2 separate regions of the Mus musculus genome follow, and region 2 is linked to region 1. A link is a loop called in an ENCODE intact Hi-C map of the cell type or tissue named here. Cell type or tissue: left cerebral cortex. All regions are shown on one strand. Each heading gives the region's core, and the rest is flanking DNA. Links, peaks and the distances in the headings are about the cores only.

Region 1 (16,545 bases), core at 5,632-9,631:
CTGTTCCAAGGAGCCAGCCAACCCTGAAGTGCTCACTTAGCTGTGAACACTGCTGGTCGCTGCTACCATCTTGAAATACCCAATGCTTTCTGAACAAGGGTCTGTGTTTTTATTTGAAATGCTCTCCGCTTGGAAGCAGGCAAGGATGACCTCTAGCATCCAGGGTGCCTCAGAGACTGTGCATGGCTTGATCACAGCATACATCTGACAGACAAGCCACAGGGCCACATGTTAGCTTCTCTCTGCACCCGTGAATCCTCATCACATACAGCCTAAAATCTTATCACCCACCCAGTCCACTCTTAACTTCTAAACGTGTAAAAAGTACAGACAGGATTGGTTGTAGCTCAGTTTGTAGAGTGCTTGACCAGCATGCATGGCCCTAGGTGTGAGGTCCAGCACCCCACAAAGTAGGTGTGGCACTGCACACCTGTCACGCCCAAACTCAGGAAGTAGAGGCAAGAGGATCAGAAGTTCAAGGACATCTTAGGTTACAAATCAAATTTAAGCCCAGCCTGGGCTCTGTGAGCCTGTCACAAGATTAACCTTAACTTAATTAATTGAAAATTAAAAGTATATATATCATAGTATCACTGGCTGGTAAAGTGCTCGCCTAACATGCTCCGAGGTTTGATCTTCTGCACCACATAAGGCAGGCATGTAAGCCCTGTCTGCCATCCCAGCACTGTCCTTCGATCCCAGCACTGTCCTGCAATCCCAGCACTGTCCTTCGATCCCAGCACTGTCCTGCGATCCCAGCACTGTCCTGCGATCCCAGCACTGTCCTTCGATCCCAGCACTGTCCTGCGGCCCCAGCACTGTGCCTAGAGTAAGGGGGTCAGAAGTTCATCCTTCACTGCAGAGTAAATTTGAGGTCAACCTGAGCTATGTGAACTATGACCCTTCCAAAAAAAAAAAAGGAAGGAAGGAAGGAAGGAAGGAAGGAAGGAAGGAAGGAAGGAAGGAAAAACAAAGAAAAAGAACAACTCCCTACCTCTTTAAATGTTAACCAAACATTAGGGCGAGGACATAAAAATAACATTGGACCAGATAGCTGGACATCCAGAGTCACCCATCTCAGCCACAGTCCTGCAACGTTCCATTGCCCCCTGTCCTCACGTTCCATTTGTCCAGAGGCCCAAGGCCACCAGTCCCACCATTAATTAGTCTCTCACTGGGAAGCCAAACTGTGGGTACATCCCAAGCTCCTTGAGCACCCACGCTCTTCCTCTCAGCCGCAGTCACAGTGCTCCCTCCTCTTTGCCCGCTCCCCTCCCCCCTCCCCGTCAGCCCAGTCGCTTAATCACTTTAAAGTTCAGTTTTTCCCACCCACAAATGAGAATAGCAAAATAACAAAATTGTAGATTGCCTAAGAATCCCCCGTTGACGGAAGGAAGCATTAGCGCTAATGTGTCTGAGCACAGGAGCGCTCAGCGCACTACTGCCTTAGGAGTAACAACAGCCTGTCTGAGCATGAGGAGGCTTCGAACACCCGGACTCAAGCTGCACTTGCTGAGGGTGACTTTGAAACAATTTCCACAATATTTTACTTATCATCGGTAAATCTTTGCCTTACATTTTATTTGGCACCACGTTTGTAACCGTGGCCAATGTTCCCTAGTGCAGTGTTCAAATGAATAACGTTCAGAGGTTCACAGAATTTACAAACCGACTGTGCTGTCTTATCCCTGGAGATTTCCAGCCGGGCTGTGACAGTGTCTAGTGCCTTGGTTTGGGGTTTCTCTTCCCCCTCCCTTCCACCCACCTGTCTGTCTGTCTTAGTCTGGGTCCTGACTAAAGGGGGCCCACTGAGTTCTAGTATATTTCCAAGATAAAGATCCGGCAGCTGCTGAGCCACCTCACCCACACCTGGCCCACGCCCCTAATTTGGGTTTTTATGATCTATGAAACCAAGACATGTTGACTTAAGAAAACTGACAGTAATTCAGACACTGTCAAGGGGCCAGAGCGGGGACTGGAAAGGAGGCTTACTGGCCGAGAGCACCTACTGTTTTTATAGATGCCTCCAGCACCCACATCAGGGGTATACAGTTATGTAACTTTAGGGATCCGACCCCCTGTGACCTCTATGGGCAACACACACACATACACACACACACGCACACACACATATATATATATACACACATACACACACACACACATACACACACACACACATACACACACACATACACACATACACACACACACACACATACACACACATACACACACACACACGTCTCAGCAGCTTTTCAGGGATGGGTGCAGGCAACAAGCCCAACACAGACCTTAGTCTCAAAATCATCGTGGATTAAGCGCTCTCTCTCTCTCTCGCTCTCTCTCTCTCTCTCTCTCTCTCTCTCTCTCTAACATAGAGACATCTAGCCATTTGATGCCTGTGTGGGCCAGTTAGGGAGAGCTTGCCTTTGACCTTCAGGTACACGGGGAATTTTCCAGATGGGTCTCCTCATTTTCAGTCTTCTACGTTTAGGGACATGAAGGTAGAGGCTGTTTTGTATAGACCAGTGACAAGCACGAAGCCACCAAATTTCCAGTGCCCTGATCTAGAGAAGACTCACTCTTGTTTTTAGACTTGAGTGTGTCTCTCTAACTTCCTGAGCTGAGTGGACAGTGGACAGGGCTGGGGGAGGGGGTGGCTAAGCTATGGATGCATAACAAAGCAGAGATTGGTTCTAAAAGTCTGGGACCTAGGCTCCCCAGGGCTGCTCCTCCTGAGGGCTGAGGGTTGGCCTGCCCCCACTTTCTCCCCAAACTTTTAGAACATTCTGGGCTTCTTGCTGAGTCATTCCAAACTCTGCCTCAGTCCTCAGGGACTTTGTAAGACACTAATTCGGTTTAGGGACCTGGCCTTCCCCAGTGTGTCCCTGTCCACATGTGTAATCTTCCTACTTCCAAAGAGGGTGACATTCTGAGGTACTAGGAGTTAGGACTTCGATATATCTTGGGGGGTGAGGGATATAGTTCCACTCATAGCACCTTCTTTAGAAAGCTTTCTCCCTTAAAAAGACAAACAAAACGCCGGATGTGGTGGCACACACCTTTAATCCCAGCACTTGGGAGGCAGAGGCAGGCAGATTTCTGAGTTCCAGGCCAGCCTGGTCTACAGAGTGAGTTCCAGGAAACCCAGGAGAAACCCTGTCTCAAAAAACCAAAACAAACAAACAAAACAAAAAACAAAAGCAAAAGCAAACAGCTATTAGTATTTAATAATCATTTAACACTAAAAAAATGCTTGCATTGATCAGGGGAATATATACTTTTTCTTTTAGTTTTCTTTGTTCTTATACTTTGTCCTTATACTTTGTCCTTATAGGGCAGACTTTTGAAAAATGAAAAATAACCTAGAAAACCTACACCACTAAGAAAAAAATGCTATGAAAATTGAGTTTCGCCGGGCATGGAGGCACACGCCTTTAATCCCAGCACTTGGGAGGCAGAGGCAGGTGGATTTCTGAGTTCGAGGCCAGCCTGGTCTACAGAGTGAGTTCCAGGACAGCCAGGGCTACACAGAGAAACCCTGTCTCGAAAAACAAAAACAAAAACAACAACAACAACAAAAAATTGAGTTTCTTTTCTAAACTGAAATTCAGTTATTTCATCTTAAAATGTTGATCTGCACTTTTAAAATTACTTATTAAGTTAGTGTATTACACGTGTGTGTGTGCACATATGTGTGGGGCGCATGCAGTTAGAGGTCAGAGGACAACTTGAAGGAGTTGGTTCTTTCCTTCCACCATTTAGATCCCAGGGATCGAACTCAGGTCTGTCGGGCATAGCAGCAAGCACCTTTGCCCACTGAGCTAGCTTGCCAGCCCTAATCTGTATTTGTAAAGAACTTAAATAGTGAGAAGATGCCTCCAGAGAAAGGCTGAGAGTTCCAGTGATCCAGATGGCTTTCTGTGGTCTTCACTGAGTCTGCAGGCTCTCGCTGCACCTCACCAAAGCAGAAGTGACCTCTGCAGGTTTTGTGCCTCAAACCGTGGTTTTTATCTAACCAACATTCGCTTTCTTCTTAGGAAAATGTGTTTTCTTTACTCGTCACTCATGTACCTAGATGGAGTTAAGCTACAATGGGTCATTTTAATGTGTGACTTAGGAGAGGACATCGACTACTTTTCCTGATTAGCACAGTGCACACTATCAGGTCACTTAGTTCCGGTTGCATAATTACCTGCCTGTGATTCTCACAGACTGTATGTGTGTGAGACTGAATGGCTTTGGAAGTCCTGTCAATTTAAACTGCCAATGCCTGCCTGCCAGGCTAATAGGTACTTAAAGTTAGAGAGTATGGAACTGTAATGACTGTCTCTAAAACTCTTCAGGGTGCAGGAAAGCCACCCCCAACACACACACATACACACATACACACACACATACACACACATACACACACACACACACACACACCACCCCTGCAAGACCCAACACCTTCACCTTGTAGATGCTGCCCCACCCACCTGGCCCGCTGAGGGCTTTTCGAACATTTGTCTTGGACTCCCATCTCTCTAGCAAATGTTTTCCACAGTTGTACACATGCCTGCAAGGGGGGAGGGGGACATGGGAGAAACAGTAGCCCACAGGGAATGCCAAAGTCAGCCCAGTGCATGCTAGCAGGGCCTTCCTATGCAAACACAGTGAAGGATAGAGCCTTCTGCAACATTGTGGCCAGGAGGGTTGGGGCTGGGGTTAAGCAGTTTTCAAGGAGACACTTTCATTTAATGTGTTTTCTAGTGAATGAATGGCTTATAAGCGAGAAGCAAAGTCAGGAAGTATTGCTTGATGCTGCTGCTATGGGGGGGAGGGGAGGGGGGAGGAAGCTGGAGGGGGAGGTTTGAAGCTCATTAACACTTCTTAAATTAGAAAATCCTTAACTTAAAAATAGCAAAACCTAGTGATTTCTAAAATTAGCTCCCCTTGCTTTCCATAAATACACTTAGACCTCCCCAGACTGGTCCACCACCAAGCCTTGTGGGCTCCTGTCAAGCCTTCCGACAGTCTTTAATGGGTAACCTTGAAAAGGAAAGTTTGGGGCAGCCTAGAATTCAGGTCAGGAATCAGCCAGGGGGCCCAATGTAAGCCTGGACCTTTCACTCTTCGGACTCTGTCGAGGTGGAGAAGCTGGGGACTGTCCTGACTTGCTTGAGAGGGTCCCCTACGCTGGGCAGTCTCTGTAACTAAGAAAGCAGGCTGAGCCCTGGCTTACACTCCTGTCAGATGCATTAAGCATCTGGCCACTTGGAATCCTGTCCCTGGGCAGGAGTCAGCAAGCTTGATGTCACATCAGGCCTGAATTCCAAAACAGCCCCTGACCTGCCTCTGAGGTGCCAGAGAAAGTCGCCCCCTTACAGACACAGCCCCCAAGGCCATTCTCTAAGTCACAACAGGTACACACCCTAACTAACGCATGTCAGTCCAAGCTGTGTGGAAGGAAGGTTGAGGTGTAACAGAAAAACCTGAGTGTACATATAAGGTAGAACTCCCTCTGTGTGCTTTCCCTAAGTCGTAGGTCCCGGAGACATCGAGAATGGGAGCTCTGGGGTCTCCAGGAAGCACAGGCTGCTGGGACCTGCATCCTCTCATCCAGCTCTGTCCTTCCACCCTGAGGAGCCTCCATTTTTTTTTTTTCAGGACATGTTAATTATCATAGGAACTGCCTATGGAAAAGTGTTTTGGTGACAGAAATAAAGGCATCGAGATAATATTTAACCCAGTTCCCTTTTCTTGCCCTCCCTCTCCTCCTGGCTTTATTAGGCTTCCTGCGGGCACCTAAGGACCAGATCCATCCCTGGGGACCTGGGCACTGCTCAGCGCGGCTAGCAGGGGCCCTTAGCCATGGCCAGCACAGCGGTCCAGCTCCTAGGCTTCCTGCTTAGCTTCCTGGGCATGGTAGGAACGCTCATCACCACCATCCTGCCACACTGGCGGAGGACGGCCCATGTGGGCACCAACATCCTGACTGCCGTATCCTACCTGAAGGGACTGTGGATGGAATGTGTGTGGCACAGCACAGGCATCTACCAGTGTCAGATCTACCGCTCACTGCTGGCGCTGCCCCGGGACTTGCAGGCCGCCCGGGCGCTCATGGTCATCTCCTGCCTGTTGTCGGGCATGGCCTGCGCCTGCGCAGTAGTGGGCATGAAGTGCACACGCTGCGCCAAAGGCACACCCGCCAAGACCACCTTTGCAGTGCTGGGGGGCGCGCTCTTCCTGCTGGCCGGCCTGCTGTGCATGGTGGCCGTGTCCTGGACCACGAATGACGTGGTGCAGAATTTTTATAACCCGCTGCTGCCCAGTGGCATGAAGTTTGAAATCGGCCAGGCCCTGTACCTGGGCTTCATCTCCTCATCCCTGTCTCTCATCGGGGGCACCCTGCTCTGCTTATCCTGCCAGGACGAGGCCCCCTACAGACCCTACCCGCCCCAGTCCAGGGCCGGAGCTACCACCACGGCTACCGCCCCTGCCTACCGCCCACCAGCGGCCTACAAGGACAACCGTGCCCCCTCGGTGACCTCAGCCGCGCACAGTGGGTACAGGCTGAATGACTACGTGTGAGTTCCTTCCCCGGGCTTCTGCCAGGGATGCTGGGCCCCAAAGGACCAATGATGGATGTGGGAAGGATGCAGAGAGCAAGCCCGGAACACAGGGAAGGAGGTGCTCTTCAAAGCAAAGACTTCTAAAAAGTGCTGGTTTTTTATTTATTATATGTATTTATGCGGGTGGCTTAATAAGAGCTCAATAAAGAGTGTCTTGGAAGCGTGGCCCATCCATCGGGTTGGTTTGTCTCACGGGAACAAGCCGCGTGGAGGTGGTCTGTGAGGCGGGCAGCAGTAGCTCCTGCTGCATCTTCAAGGTGTGGAAAGCCTCATCTGAGTCCTGGGGATTTGGAGTATCCTGGTTATGCAGCCAAACTAAGGACCAGGAGCCCTGACCTTGACACTGAATCACTAGCATCCACTAGTGCATGATGGGAAAATCTAGAAAGCTGACTGCTGTGCCCCCAGGAAGTCACAGAGGCCCCTGTAAATCTAGAAGCAAGCCTCAAAGGACACCACACAGCAGAAAGTTAAGCGAGTGTTGCTGTCTACCTGAAAACGGTTCCCACTGTGTAGTGTGTGTGTGTGTGTGTGTGTGTGTGTGTGTGTGTGTGTGTGTGCGCGCGCGTGCGCGCGCCCGCACTTGTGTGTGAGAGAAAGGGGAAGGGGGGCAGCGTAGAGAGTGAAGGACAGTTCCCCAGAGTCTTACTCTACTGCCACCTTGTGGCAGAACCTGGGATCACACCATTCAGGTCATAGGCTTGCCCAAAGCCTCTCTTATCAGATAAGAGTCTTGCTGGCTCAACAGTTCTTCCTTTAATAAGTTACAAAGAGAAGCGGAAGAGGTTCTGGTACCTCTGCTTTCTGTGCGTTGGCACGAAGTTCAGTCAGGAGTGCTTGGCCCCCAGGGCTTAGCTGTAAATGTTACCCTCTTTTTCTAAGTCCTAGCTGCCGTGACAACAGGTTCTAGGGAGCTCCTTTACCTAGAAAAAGAAAATCCTAGAAAGTTGTGAGGACCCCAGTGTCCTTCCTGGTTCCAACCACATGACCAGAAAGCTGTCTGCTGTCTCCCTGAACCTCCCTCCCACACCCTACCCCAGGGAATCTAGAGCTGTGCTCACATCCTTTCTCTGCCCTGGCCTCTGCCAAAGGCTTTGAGTGGGGAGGACACACCCACTCAAGGGCTGAGCGTGAGAGTCCCCAGCACGAGAGTTGCAGTGGGGCAGGGTGAGGCTCAGTGGCTCAGCCTGGGGAGACCCTGGCCCATGATCACAAAGGGTAAAACTGAATATCCAAACGGAATGTGGAGAAAGGGTCACAGCCCAAGCCCTAGACCTACACAGGCGTCAATGATGTCATAACCCTGTATTAGTTATGATCCTAATTACAGCCACCTGTCAGTGACTGGGGCAAAGTTCAATCGGTGAGTGCTTACCCAGCGCTGGGTTAGAGCCCCAGCCCCACATAAAGCCAGGCGTGGAGAGGCACACCTGTTAGCGAAGAAATTGGGAAGTGGAGATCAGAAGGTCGGAAGTTCAAAGCCATCCTTGGCTACACAGCCAGTTCAAGGCCAGTCTGTGCTAACCAACACACCTCACCTGTTAAGATGCGACTCAAGGGAAGGAGGGCCTATTTTGGCTACAGTCTGAGGGCTCAGTCCAGCGCAGCATCAGGACTGTGAGCATGGACATGTCGAATCCAGTCAGGAAGCAGTAAAAGATGGACCCGGGTTCTCAGCCAGCTTTCTCCCTGCCGTCAGCCCTGCACCCTAGCCCACAGAACCGTGCTACCCACAGTTTGTGCGGCTCTTCCATCCTTCCTCAGTTTACCAACCTCAAATCATCCTCACAGATGTGCCCGGTAATTAATCTGCTAGACGATTCTAGAGCCGTGGTTCTGTTTTTCTTTTCTTTTTTAAAATTTATTTATTTATTTTATGTATATGAGTGAGTACACTGTAGCTGTCTTCAGACGCACCAGAAGAAGGCCTCAGATCCCATTACAGATGGTTGTGAGCCACCATGTGGTTGCTGGGATTTGAACTCAGGACCTCTGGAAGAGCAGTCAGTGCTCTTAACTGCTGAGTCATCTCTCCAGCCCGAGCCTTGGTTCTTAACCGTCCCAATGCTACGACCCTTTAATACAGTTCCTCATGCTGTGGCGACCCCAACCATAAATTATTTTGTTGCTACTTCATAGCTGTGATTTTGCTTCTATTATGAATTGTAATGTAAATATTTGATATGCTGGATATCTGATATCTGGCCCACCAAGGCATCTTGACCCAAGGGTGAGAACCATTGTTCTAGAGTAGTTGACAAAGTTCACTGTCACAGCCTCTAGTGTCATGCTTTGCCCTGACATCACAGGGCTCTCGGGACTCTTAGGAAGCTTGGGGTGGGGGACTTGATCTGAGGAATCTCTCTGTTTCCTTCAGCCAGTCCCACCTACAAATCTGCTCTGACCATGAGGCCTCATGAGATCTCCTGGTGTCTTGTTAAGGTTTCTATTGCTGTGACAAATCACTGTGACCAAAAGCAAGTTGGGGGAGACAGGATTTGTTCAGTTTACACTTCCACACCCATAGTTCACCACTGGAGGAAGTCAGGACAAGGACTCAAGCAGAACAGGGACCTGGAAGAAGGAGCGGAGGCAAAGGCCGTGGAGGGGTGCTGCTTACCAGCTTGCTCCTCATGGCTTGCTTGCTCGGCCTGCTTTCTTATAGAACGGAGAATGGCCAGCCCAGGGATGGCTCCACCCACCATGAGTTGGTGATCACAAATTTTAAAAAATGCCTTACAGCCAGATCTTAGGGAGGCATTTCCTCAGCTGAGTTTTCCTCATTCCCAGTGACTCCAGCTTGGGTCAAGTTGACACAAAACCAGCCAGCACATCTGACAGCACCAGGTAGCTAATCAGACAAGAGCAGGCTTGAAGGTCACTGGGGATGCCCCCCGCCCCCCAATCAGCAGCTTTATAAAATGAAGAACTCAAAAGATAAGAGCTGTGTGTCTAAGTATAACATTTTCAAAAATAAAGAAAAATTGAAGCTGGGCAGTGGTGGCGCACACCTTTAATCCCAGCACTTGGGAGGCAGAGGCAGGTGGATTTCTGAGTTCGAGGCCAGCCTGGTCTACAAAGTGAGTTCCAGGACAGCCAGGGCTATACAGAGAAACCCTGTCTTAAAAAAACAAAAAAAGGGGCTGGTGAGATGGCTCAGTGGGTAAGAGCACCCGACTGCTCTTCTGAAGGTCCAGAGTTCAAATCCCAGAAACCACATGGTGGCTCACAACCATCTGTAACAAGACTGACTCCCTCTTCTGGAGTGTCTGAAAGACAGCTACGGTGTCCTTATCCTTACATATAATAAATAAATAAATCTTTAAAAAAAAAGAAAGAGAGAGAGAAATGAAAGAGAAAGGAAAGGAAAGGAAAGGAAAGGAAAGGAAAGGAAAGGAAAGGAAAGGAAAGGAAAGGAATATTGAAGGGGGACGGGGGACGGGGGGGGGGGGGGGGGGACGGAGGGAGATGTGAGTTTGTCTCTGGCTTCGGGTAGCTATGACGTTCTCGACCACCAGGTGGCACAGAGTCCAGTTCAGCTGGTGAAGAACTTTCCTGACAGGCATGAGGCCCTTGGTCCAAGCCCCAGCAGGGCTTAACTCGGGTGCAGTAACACCTGCCTGGAATCTCAGAATTTGGGAGGAAGCAGGAAAGTGAGGCCTTTAAAATCCTCCTGGAGAGAAGCTCAGACTCAGAGCGCTGGCTGCTCTTGCAGAAGACCTGGACTCTGTTCCTAACACCCACATCATGGCTCACAACCACCCATAATTCCAATTTTAGAAGATCCGACACCTTCTTCTCCGAGGGCACCAGGCACTCCTACAAACATGAAGACAAATGCTCAAAAAACAGATAAGTCTAAAAGAAAAAGAAAAAAGGAAAAAAGAAAGAAAGAAAGCTGGGCATGGTGGCGCACACCTTTAATCCCAGCACTCGGGAGGCAGAGGCAGGTGGATTTCTGAGTTCGAGGTCAGCCTGGTCTACAGAGTGAGTTCTAGGACAGAGAAACCCTGTCTCGAAAAACCGAAAAGAGAGAGAGAGAGAGAGAGAGAGAGAGAGAGAGAGCATCCTCGGGTTACACAGGGAACTCAAGGCCAGCCTGAGATACACAAGACTATATCAAAAGATAAAATAAAACAAAAACTTCCTGATAATTATAAGGTTACTATGTAGCCAGAAGTACTCTGGTAAAGAACAAAACCATGCCATAGCCCCTCTCCTAAGAGTCAATTCAAATGGACTGTCCATCACTCAGGCGGGAAGCTGGACCTCAGGCAAGCTACCTGACCTAGAAAGAGAAATGTCATCGACAGGAGAAAGTGGGCTGGAGGGACGGCTCATTCTCTCTCTCTCTCTCTCTCTCTCTCCCTCTCTCTCTCTCTCTCTCACACACACACACACACACCACAAATAAAAATAATGAATCTGCCCTTGGGAGACAGAGGCAGGCAGATTTCTGAGTTTGAGGCCAGCCTGGTCTACAGAGTGAGTTCCAGGACAGCCAGGGCTACACAGAGAAACCCTGTCTTGAAAACAAACAAACAAACAAACAAACAAAGAATCTAAAAATAAAAAGAACAGTAGAAAGGGAATTTGAACCAGGACTTGCATCTAGACGATTAGTCAGGGATGTATGTCAGCTCCAACACATGAGACAGGAGTCTAGTCTCATGTGAGTTCAGACAAGCACATGCATGATTGGTGGTCACATGTGGCGCTTCTCTTAGAGCATGGGTCCTGACTGCATAGGATGAAAGGTGACATCATCCCCAAGTCTGAATCACAGAGGAAACAGGAAGTGACGTCTTGGGTCTCTAAAGGGCATCTAAACCAGGAAGTAGATCTGAGGAAGCTCGGATTACCTCCTGCAGGCCGCAGTACCTTCCCCTTGCTTTCTCTTTTCCATTCTCATGTACTCCCAGGACAAGTGTCTCTGTTCCTCTAAGCCTTTTTTTTGGCCACACAATCAGGGTCATCACCGCGGGTAGACACCAGCTCCTGCTCACTCTTCAGGACTAGAGCTTAACCAAGATGGAGTCTTTTGGAGGTGAAACACAAGACTGAGTTTCAGAATGAAAAGGAACCATGAGTCAGACTCAGATGAGTGCCAGGAACCCACTGTTACAACGTGGTATGAATTACAGCATGGCCCTTGTGGATTGAGAAACGCTACATTTGTTTCCTTCGAACTTGGCTCTGATCCCTAGAGGCCTGTAATCTACCAGGCTTTCTGGTTCCTCCTCCTCAGTTCAGGCAGCCCGGGAGGCCCAGAAAAGAAGGGGCTAGTTTCAGAAGTGACACCTGTCTCCCCACTTAGGGCAGCCCTACCTAGGCACAGGTCACCAGACCCTGATGTCTTCCAGCCCCAAGTTTCCTCCATCTGTCCCTGAAGATACACACTGGAGCCTTCCACCTGTAAGTCTCTCCGTGGGTCTTCTGTGGGTCTCGAGGAAGCCCCTCCTGTACTGAATGCTTCTGCCTCCTCTCTCCTGGACAGCACACCCAATGCTCTCATGGTTTGGGCCTTTTGAAATCTTAGACCTCTGAAGTCTCCCCAAACATCCTATGTTCAAATTGTGACCAGAAGTAGAAATACTACCACAAGCCACTTACTTGATAACGACAAACTGGGTAGAGAACCAGGATATTGACCTTAAAATTGGGAACCTGAGTCATAACTGCTGGTCAGGTTCCACCGGCTGCTGATGGCATGTCCCACAGACTGATGGCATGTTCCACAGACTGATGGCATGTCCCACAGACTGATGGCATGTCCCACAGACTGATGGCATATCCCACAGATTGATGGCATGTCCCACAGACTGATGGCATGTCCCACAGACTGATGGCATGTCCCACAGACTGATGGCATGTCCCACAGACTGATGGCATGTCCCACAGACTGATGGCATGTCCCACAGACTGATGGCATGTCCCACAGACTGATGGCATGTCCCACAGACTGATGGCATGTCCCACAGACTGAGGGAGGGAAAGAAGTAACAGCCTAAGTTGGAGTCCCAGGATCCACAATGGTGGAAGGAGAGGACTCCTAAGTTATCCTCTGTTTCAGGAGTCACATGTCACCTGACGTCTCTGTACACCGTGTGCTGGTGTGTGCCTGTGTGTGTTTGTGAGGTCTGTTTCTAGCTGTACCACAGGGGAACAGGGGCTCAGGACATAGCTTGGCTGGTACAGTACATGATGTTCTGGGACCAAGCCTCAGCACCCCATCAACTGGGCATAATGGTCTACACCCACCACTCTGGAGGAGGAGGAGGCACAAGGGTCAGAAGGTCAAGGTTCAGAAGGTCAAAGTCATCCTCGGGCTATGAAAGGAGTTTGAGGAAAGCCTGGGATACCAGAGACCATGCCTCTGAAAATACCTAACTAAGAGTCTCCGAGTCCCCGGACTTTTTCTAATTATGAGAAAGGAAAGCAGAAGGGAGAGGAAGACGGAGACAGAGACAAAGGAAAAGATTGCAAGAATTTTTAAAAAGTCTATATGACTGGGCAGTTGTCCAAAGTAAAATATAGAACTTCATCTAGTAAATTATTTTAAAATACTACCAACAGGGTTTGCAGGTGATGGAAGGGGAAGACATTAGTAAACAGCCCGTTTCCTGCCCAAGAAAGGCCAGTGAAGGTTACCCCATAAATCACCGGCCCCGGGCTAATCACCTGCCTCTTCCTCAAACCTCCTCTTGCTCAGCCAGCCTCACACAGGCAGGTAGAAGCCCAGCACAGGACTGCCTTAACCCTATGTAAATGTTACCACCTTCCAGCGGCTGGCAAATGATTGACTGACTGGAGCTGTCCGTGTGCCAGGACAGCCTACCCGCTCCTGCCTGGGGCATCAGCTGCCTCCAGCTCTGGGGAGGTCTGGGGATTTTTAGTCATCTCAGGCATTTTTCCAGCATGAAACATTTGCATAGACTTCTCATCTAGCCTAGTTAAATAGAGAGGGTTTTGGTCCAGTGGCTCCAAATAGGAGTCTGAGGAAGTGGGCACTTGCCATGGGTGGGAGACCCATGACCTTGTCAGTCATGAGTTAGATGCAGAGGGGGCCTGGGAAATGAAGAGGGAGTGGGGATGGAGAAGCCTTGGGATGTCCTTGGAGGTCCTTGGTCTAGAGCCCACCTCCTGAAAGGTATTTACATATCACACAAATTTGGTTTTTTGCCTTGTTTGTTGTTTTGTTTGTTTCTGAAGCAAGGTCTTGCCCAGGTTTGTAGCCCAGGCTACCCTCAATCTAAATCCTCTTGCCTCTATGTTCCCAGGGACTAATTGGCCTCTGCCCCTCATCCCACCCAATGATATCACACACTTTTTATTTTTTACAAAACCAAAGGTGCCTAAACCAGATTGAGGCAGCAGTGAATCAGACTTTAGAGACAGCCGGGCAGGGGTGGCGCACGCCTTTGATCCCAGCACTTGGGAGGCAGAGGCAGGCAGATTTCCAGGACAGCCAGGGCTATACAGAGAAACCCTGCATATATATATATACAAACCCTGTATATATATATACAAAACAAAACTTTAGAGACGGACATTATCAAGCGTGGACAAGGAGGAGGGCTGGTGGGGGTGAATTAGCGTGATGGCTTGGGTCTGCGCTGAAGAGATTCTGTGCGCTACACACTCCTCGATGGACCTTGGAGGCTGGGGTAAGGATGCTTTCATCCCAGGAGCCTGTTAGCATTCTGTCTAAGCTCCGCCCCACAGTTACCTGGCAACAGCCAGGGAGGCCTGGCCCACTCTAAAAGGGGCCGCTTGCCCCCTCCTCCCTCTCTTGCCTCTTGCCCTCTTGCTCCCCCTCTCTCCCCATTCCCTTCCCTCCTTTCTCCACGTGGTCATGGCCGGTCTCGACTTCTCTACTCTCCCTCTCTCTGTTTTTCCCTGCCTCTACTACCCTCTTTAACTCCCCTCCCCGTGCCCTGAATAAACTATTCTATGCTATACCGCCGTGTGGCTGGTCCCTCAGGGGGAAGGAATGCCTTGGCATGGGCCCGCCTAGGCACCCCCCTTCCCGCAAACTTTACCACACCCTGATATAACATATCTTTCATTTCTTTATCACCTGTATGGCAGCCACTTAGGGTCAGGATGGGTGTGTTCAGCTCCGTGCACAGCTCCCCCAGTGCTGGTTCATTTTCTCAGTCAGTCCATGAACGCCGATGGTCTGGATACGTTTTTGTTCCCGTGGCAGCTGAGAGCATAGCTTTGTGCTGGGTAAAGACTGCCATCTCCGAGTCCCTTCAAACGTACGACTCTCCCGTGTCACGTGTGAATCTGTTTTCAGCGTAAAAACCCATTTGCTCAGCACTTACTAGGATCAATGTAAGCGGAAAAGAAGGCCTCTGTTGCCACAGGCTACCCCATTGGCTGGGCACCAGGTAAGGTCCAACCTGAAGCAGAGGGAAGGAATCAGTCAACCTACAGCTACTATTAAAGATTTATTTTATTTTTAGGTTTGTGTGTGTGTGTGTGTGTGTGTGTGTGTACAGAGCAGCTGGGAACAGAGGGGGCATCAGATCCCCCAGAGCTGGAATTACACAAGATTGTGAGCTGTCCAGTGTGGGTGCTAGCAATGGAATCCAGGCCCTCTGTAAGAGCAATGCTCGTTCTTACCCACTAAGCCTTCCCTCTCATTCCCAAATGTCCACAAATTCTAGGAAGTACAACAGAAACTACAAGCACAACCTGAAATAATAATAATAATAAAACTAATAATACTGAAGAGGAAAAAAAAACAAATTAATGTTCAGCCTGTTGGAAATGTAAAAACAAAATTCTTCCCCCTCCTCTTATTTTTATTTTTAATTTATTTATTTTTGGTGTTTCGAGACAGGGTTTCTCTGTATAGCCCTGGCTGTCCTGGAACTCACTTTGTAGACCAGGCTGGCCTCGAACTCAGAAATCCACCTGCCTCTGCCTCCCTAAAGGTGTGTGCCACCACACCCGGCTCCCCCCTCTTATTTTAAAGAGAAAAACTACAGCAACAGTCTATTTAGGAAGTTACACTGGGAAGGTTACTGTGTCAAAACCCTGCTGGATGGGGGCCAAGGCTGAGGCAAACATGAACCCTCTCTGCAAATGCCTCCCAGACTACAAACCAAGTACCTTGGGAGGGAAACAGAAAAGTCCACACATGACCAGGAAACTGGACGGAAAGGTGGCTGATGAGCCCAAGATTTATCACTCTCTGAAGGACAAGGTAGACAGTAAGAGGAAGGAGCAGAGAGGAGCAGAGATACAGAGGGTTGAAAGTGAAGGCCAGTGAGCCGGCTCAATCGGTATAGAGGTCTGCTGCCAAGCCCAAAGACGGGAGTTCGATCCCCGGGACCAGAGTGGTGGAAAGGGAGAACCAACTCTTACAGGTTGTCCTCTGACCTCCACACGCACACTGTGGCACATGAATGCCCACACATACAGGTGCACACACATTTAAAAACAAAAAAACGAAAGAAAAATGTACCCTAAATGTTTAATTTAAAAGCATCATCAGAAGGGCATCTGGGTGACAGCTGGTCGGAGGCCTTGGTGCCCACCCTGGGCAGACCTCATGCGGATGGTGCAATTCATGGTCACTGAATGCTTTCTCAGGGAAAGGGTTAAAGTGAAAGCAGACTCGCTTGCTGTAGAACATAACTCGGGCAACTGACCGATGGACAGGGAGAGGCACGGCTGGGAACCTGGTCCTCTCCACTGCTTGTTCATTTGTGTTTGTATTGTTTTCATCCGTGGGATCCAGGGAGGTGCTGAGGATCAAACTCAGGTCGGCGGGGTTGGGGTAACCCATTGAGCCTTCTCTCTTGACCCCCTTTTTCTCCTTTTGATTCAGTTCAAGACCCCAAGCCCACAGAATGGTGTTGCCCATGTTAGGGGGCCCTTTCCCACCTCAATAAATGGAATTCCCCCAAGC
Region 2 (4,000 bases), core at 1-4,000, 410 kb before region 1:
CATCTAAAACAGAGCACACGCAACACGCACCAACACATCTAAAACAGAGCACACGCAACACGCACCAACACATCTAAAACAGAGCACACGCAACATGCACCAACACATCTAAAACAGAGCACACGCAACATGCACCAACACATCTAAAACAGAGCACACGCAACATGCACCAACACATCTAAAACAGAGCACACGCAACATGCACCAACACATCTAAAACAGAGCACACGCAACATGCACCAACACATCTAAAACAGAGCACACGCAACATGCACCAACACATCTAAAACAGAAGTGCGAGCAAGGCTTAGGCTTGGCCATGCTTAAAATTAGCTGGTTACATAGAAGTGTTTGCCAATGAGTTTGAAGGGCAAACGGGATTTGGGATATGGTCAGTCCCAGCTTGTAATGAAACATTAAATGCATAAAATCAAGAACAGATTCCAGAAATATAACAAATCATCCTTAAAATCCCTCGGTAAGGAAGCAAAATAAAACTAGATAATAGAGGAGCCGGGTGTGATGGAGCACACCTTTAATTCCAGCACTCGAGAGGCAGAGGCAGGCGGATTTCTGAGTTCGAGGCCAACCTGGTCTACAAAGTGAGTTCCAGGACAGCCAGGGCTATACAGAGAAACCCTGTCTCGAAAAACAAACAAACAAACAAAACTAGATAATATATTTAATTCTCTATTTTGTTAAAAATGCTAACGTGTACTACCACGTGCTTTTCACCATGAAATAACCTTTACCTGACAGGATGCTGGAATCCAAAGGCTCCCTTTGATCCCGATGTGTGTTGGTCTCCCCAAGACTCACACTGCAAAGACAAATATGTAGAAGCACAGGTGTAGTTTTGGAGCCCCTGAAGGTGCCATCTTCAAGTTTTAAAAACACAACTTAAGTCTGTCACCATCTCAAGCCTTAAGAGCTTAAACATTCATGGCATCTCACAAGTTCTGCTTCCAGAATATTTAACCAGGAACTGTGAAGGCTCAAACCTTAAATCTATGCGTGTGGTTGTAGTGACAACTCTGAAATTTTGGTTTCCTTAAAAAACCACAGAAATATAAGAATGTTCTTTCATTTTAATCCCAGGTGTGCAGTGTGGGGCTGCTTCCGACTGTCTGCAGCAGCTGACTGTGATTTGCCTCATGCTCTAGCAGAGGCATGGTTTTGCCAGCTGCAGATAGTTTCTATGTCTGTTGTTTGGACTTCTGGGAACTTTTCAGAGGATATATAAATGCTAGGGCCCCAAGAGGCATGGGGTGTTGGTTGTTGGTAGTTCAGGGGAGTGATTGTACTTTGTTAATAGTCATGCACAAAGAAGAGATCAAAGAAATTAGATTTGGGGACCTCTATCTCTCCCTTTTATCCTTCTTTCTCTTCTATGCAGTGATAGGTCTCTGACAGCTTTACAGAGTAGAGTGGGTTGTGGAGCTGAAATGCTGAGCAGAGAGATGAGAAAAGCCAAGTACTTTTGGAATATATACATATACACACACATACACACACACACACACACGCATATATATATATGTATATATACATGTACATACATGTATATATATATGCGTGTGTGTGTGTGTGTGTGTGTGTGTGTGTGTGTGAATGAGGACTCAGAAGGTCTTGCAATGGTTGCTATCCATGCCATTTCACCCTTTAGGCAACCTTGGTGCATGAATATGCATGGCATGTGAGTGTGTGTGTGTGTGTGTGTGTGTGCGTGTGCGTGCCTGTTCCTGTGCGTGTGTGTATAAAGTATCTGTAAGTAACCTGGGCTACAGGCTGCCCCTGCAGTCATTACAGCGCATTAGCAGTGTTTCTCCACGACGCATTGAGAGCTAAGCGGATATATGCAAGGGTCTTCGGAACACAGTCCTTCCCATTATTTCTGGCTCTCCAGAGCTACAGGAAACAACTTCTGGATTCATCTGTTTGTAGTCATAAACAATCCCCTAAACTGAGGCTCTCACCTTGCAATCCTGTCCTGCTGAAGGTGACCTGCAGGGGGCAGCAGTGCACACTGTGGTAGATGGCTAAGGGTAATGCTTGCTAATCTGACCAGAGAAAGGCTGCTGCTTCCTTAAGTGCCCTGTCCTGAATAGACCAGCAACTTGCAATACCTGTCCAGGAACTGTAGAAATGGAGCCCCACAAACATGGGCTCTTAACTTCGTATGCCTTTCCCACCCCCCTTTTCTGACTTTTTAAGACAGTGTCTCCCTATGTAGCACAGGCTGACACACAGTCTCATTATGTAGTCCAGGCGGACCTCACACTTTTAGAGATCTTCCCAAGTGCTAGGATTGCAAGCATGAGGCACCACACCTGGCTTTCAAAACGGCCTTAGTAAAAGATCAGTTCTCATGGAGGGAAACACTGAAACACTCATACTTTGGTAAGTTAATGAGACTAGAACGGTAAGCCAGCTAAGCAGTGGGTTTAAGGTATGTGCATCTTCTTAAGCTCCAAAGAACAGGCTCAAGCGGAGAGTTTCAGTCATGAACCTCTGACTGTAAGGTTGTGGTGGGAAGCCTGGATTGTAACAGCACAGGCACAGGCCTTGGTAGTGTAGACAAATGGCCAGGAGGGAAATGTTCAGAGGCCAAAAACCAAAAACCATCAAGGCTGGAGGTGGGGGTGGGGCTGTCATGTCGCACGGTGATAGAAACATTTAGCGTCAGATATGCCAGTCCCAGGCCACCCTCAGGACCAATCTCTCGTCTCGGTCTCTCTGGGTCCCTCCCTCCCTCCCTCCTTCTCTCTCTTCCTCTTTCTTTCTCTCTTTCTTACTTTCTTTCTCCTTTTAATTTGGTCTATCAGCCAAGTCATGGTGGCACACACGGTTAGGCCCTGCAAATACAGGCAGATTTTGTGAGTTCAAGGCCAGCCTGGTCTACAGAGTGAGTTCCAGGACAACCATGACTACACAGAGAAACCCTGTCTCAAAAAAAATTGTTTTGTTTTGTTTTGTCTATTCCCCCCCCCACCCAGGGGAGGATACAGCTGTCTAGGCATCGAGTGGGTATAGTTATTCCTCTGCTCAAGGAACAAGGCCTTGGGGCTTTTCTCAGATTTGTATCTTATTCCAATTTCAATCTGCTTGCTGGAAGTCCTGGTATGGGTCACCAAGCCCCAGTCCCTCACAGACTCCTCTACAAAGTGTCATGAAGACTAGGGATGAGGAATTCTCCGGCTTTGCCAATGTCATCAGCTAGAAGCTGTGTGGCCTAAGCTCCCAGCCCGCTAGGAGGAGCCGGATTTACTAAGGCCTGCAGAGAACCTGTGTGGGACATCTATGAAGAGCTTTCTGCATAGAGCTGGGAGTTTAGCTCCCTGGTAAATCCAGAGCCTAGTGACAAGGAAAGACCCAGGGGTGGATCCCAAGATCTCGCCCTGACAGGCGTGTGGGAAGGCAGCCAGTTCTACAGTCCCTACAGAACCCCAGGCTCCCCCATCTGCCCAAATCCAGGCCTTAACTGCCTTCTGTGAAGTGCAGTCAACTGGAAAGGGGCTGTGCTTTAAGATAATCACAAGGGGCTTTCTCCTCACAGTGGAACCAGAAGCTGCCTGCCTCAGGCCCTGTGTGTGCCGTAGTACTCTAGTCTCCCACACAACTGAGTGACCTCCATACTCACGGTTCACTTAAAGGAAAATTTAGTAGTTAGTGAGTTCTTTTAAATCTTACCTTTAAGGACTCTAAGGACTTTAAGTCTGAGTGGAATGAGATAGAAAGAGTTCTCTTCAGTCACTTAGAAATTTGGAGCAGGGATTATCAGGACTGAAACAAAACCATGTAGCAGACTCTAGCTGCCCTCCTGTTTGCTCCGTTCTTTAAGCTTCTATAAATGCTAACTGAATTAAAGCACTCAGTATTCAAAGAAAATAACTTAAATGTAAAAGAATAATAGAGGAGTAATTTCCCACAGTTAACTTTTCATATCACATCTATCTGTACATTAAGCTGTATCCCACAGGTGTTGTGTAAGTGAGATGCA

Evidence for each region. Hi-C counts contacts between places; a loop is a spot of excess contacts. Peaks named below come from ENCODE experiments on the same cell type or tissue, not always from the same donor. Only the 100,000 strongest peaks of a DNase experiment are listed, where the experiment ranks them.
Region 2: a loop joins it to region 1, with 2.2 times the contacts of the local background. A loop is called at or near these places in 3 of 42 quality-filtered maps.

The regions. Positions count from the first base shown.
Region 1 is chr16:93,909,271-93,925,815 of GRCm38, reverse strand. It overlaps Cldn14 (claudin 14), which reads left to right. Exons shown (of 2, transcript NM_001165925.1): 2 at 5,779-6,785. The coding sequence starts at 5,860. The coding sequence ends at 6,579. Among named protein-coding and RNA genes, the nearest start is that of Gm31012, 12 kb to the left of the region's middle. In left cerebral cortex, for the core only: a CTCF peak has its summit at 7,308 (motif pointing left); a DNase peak (open chromatin) is centred at 7,282.
Region 2 is chr16:94,330,076-94,334,075 of GRCm38, reverse strand. It overlaps Ripply3 (ripply transcriptional repressor 3), which reads right to left. Exons shown (of 4, transcript NM_133229.2): 3 at 753-820. Among named protein-coding and RNA genes, the nearest start is that of Ripply3, 3.7 kb to the right of the region's middle. In left cerebral cortex, for the core only: a CTCF peak has its summit at 1,998 (motif pointing right); a DNase peak (open chromatin) is centred at 1,993.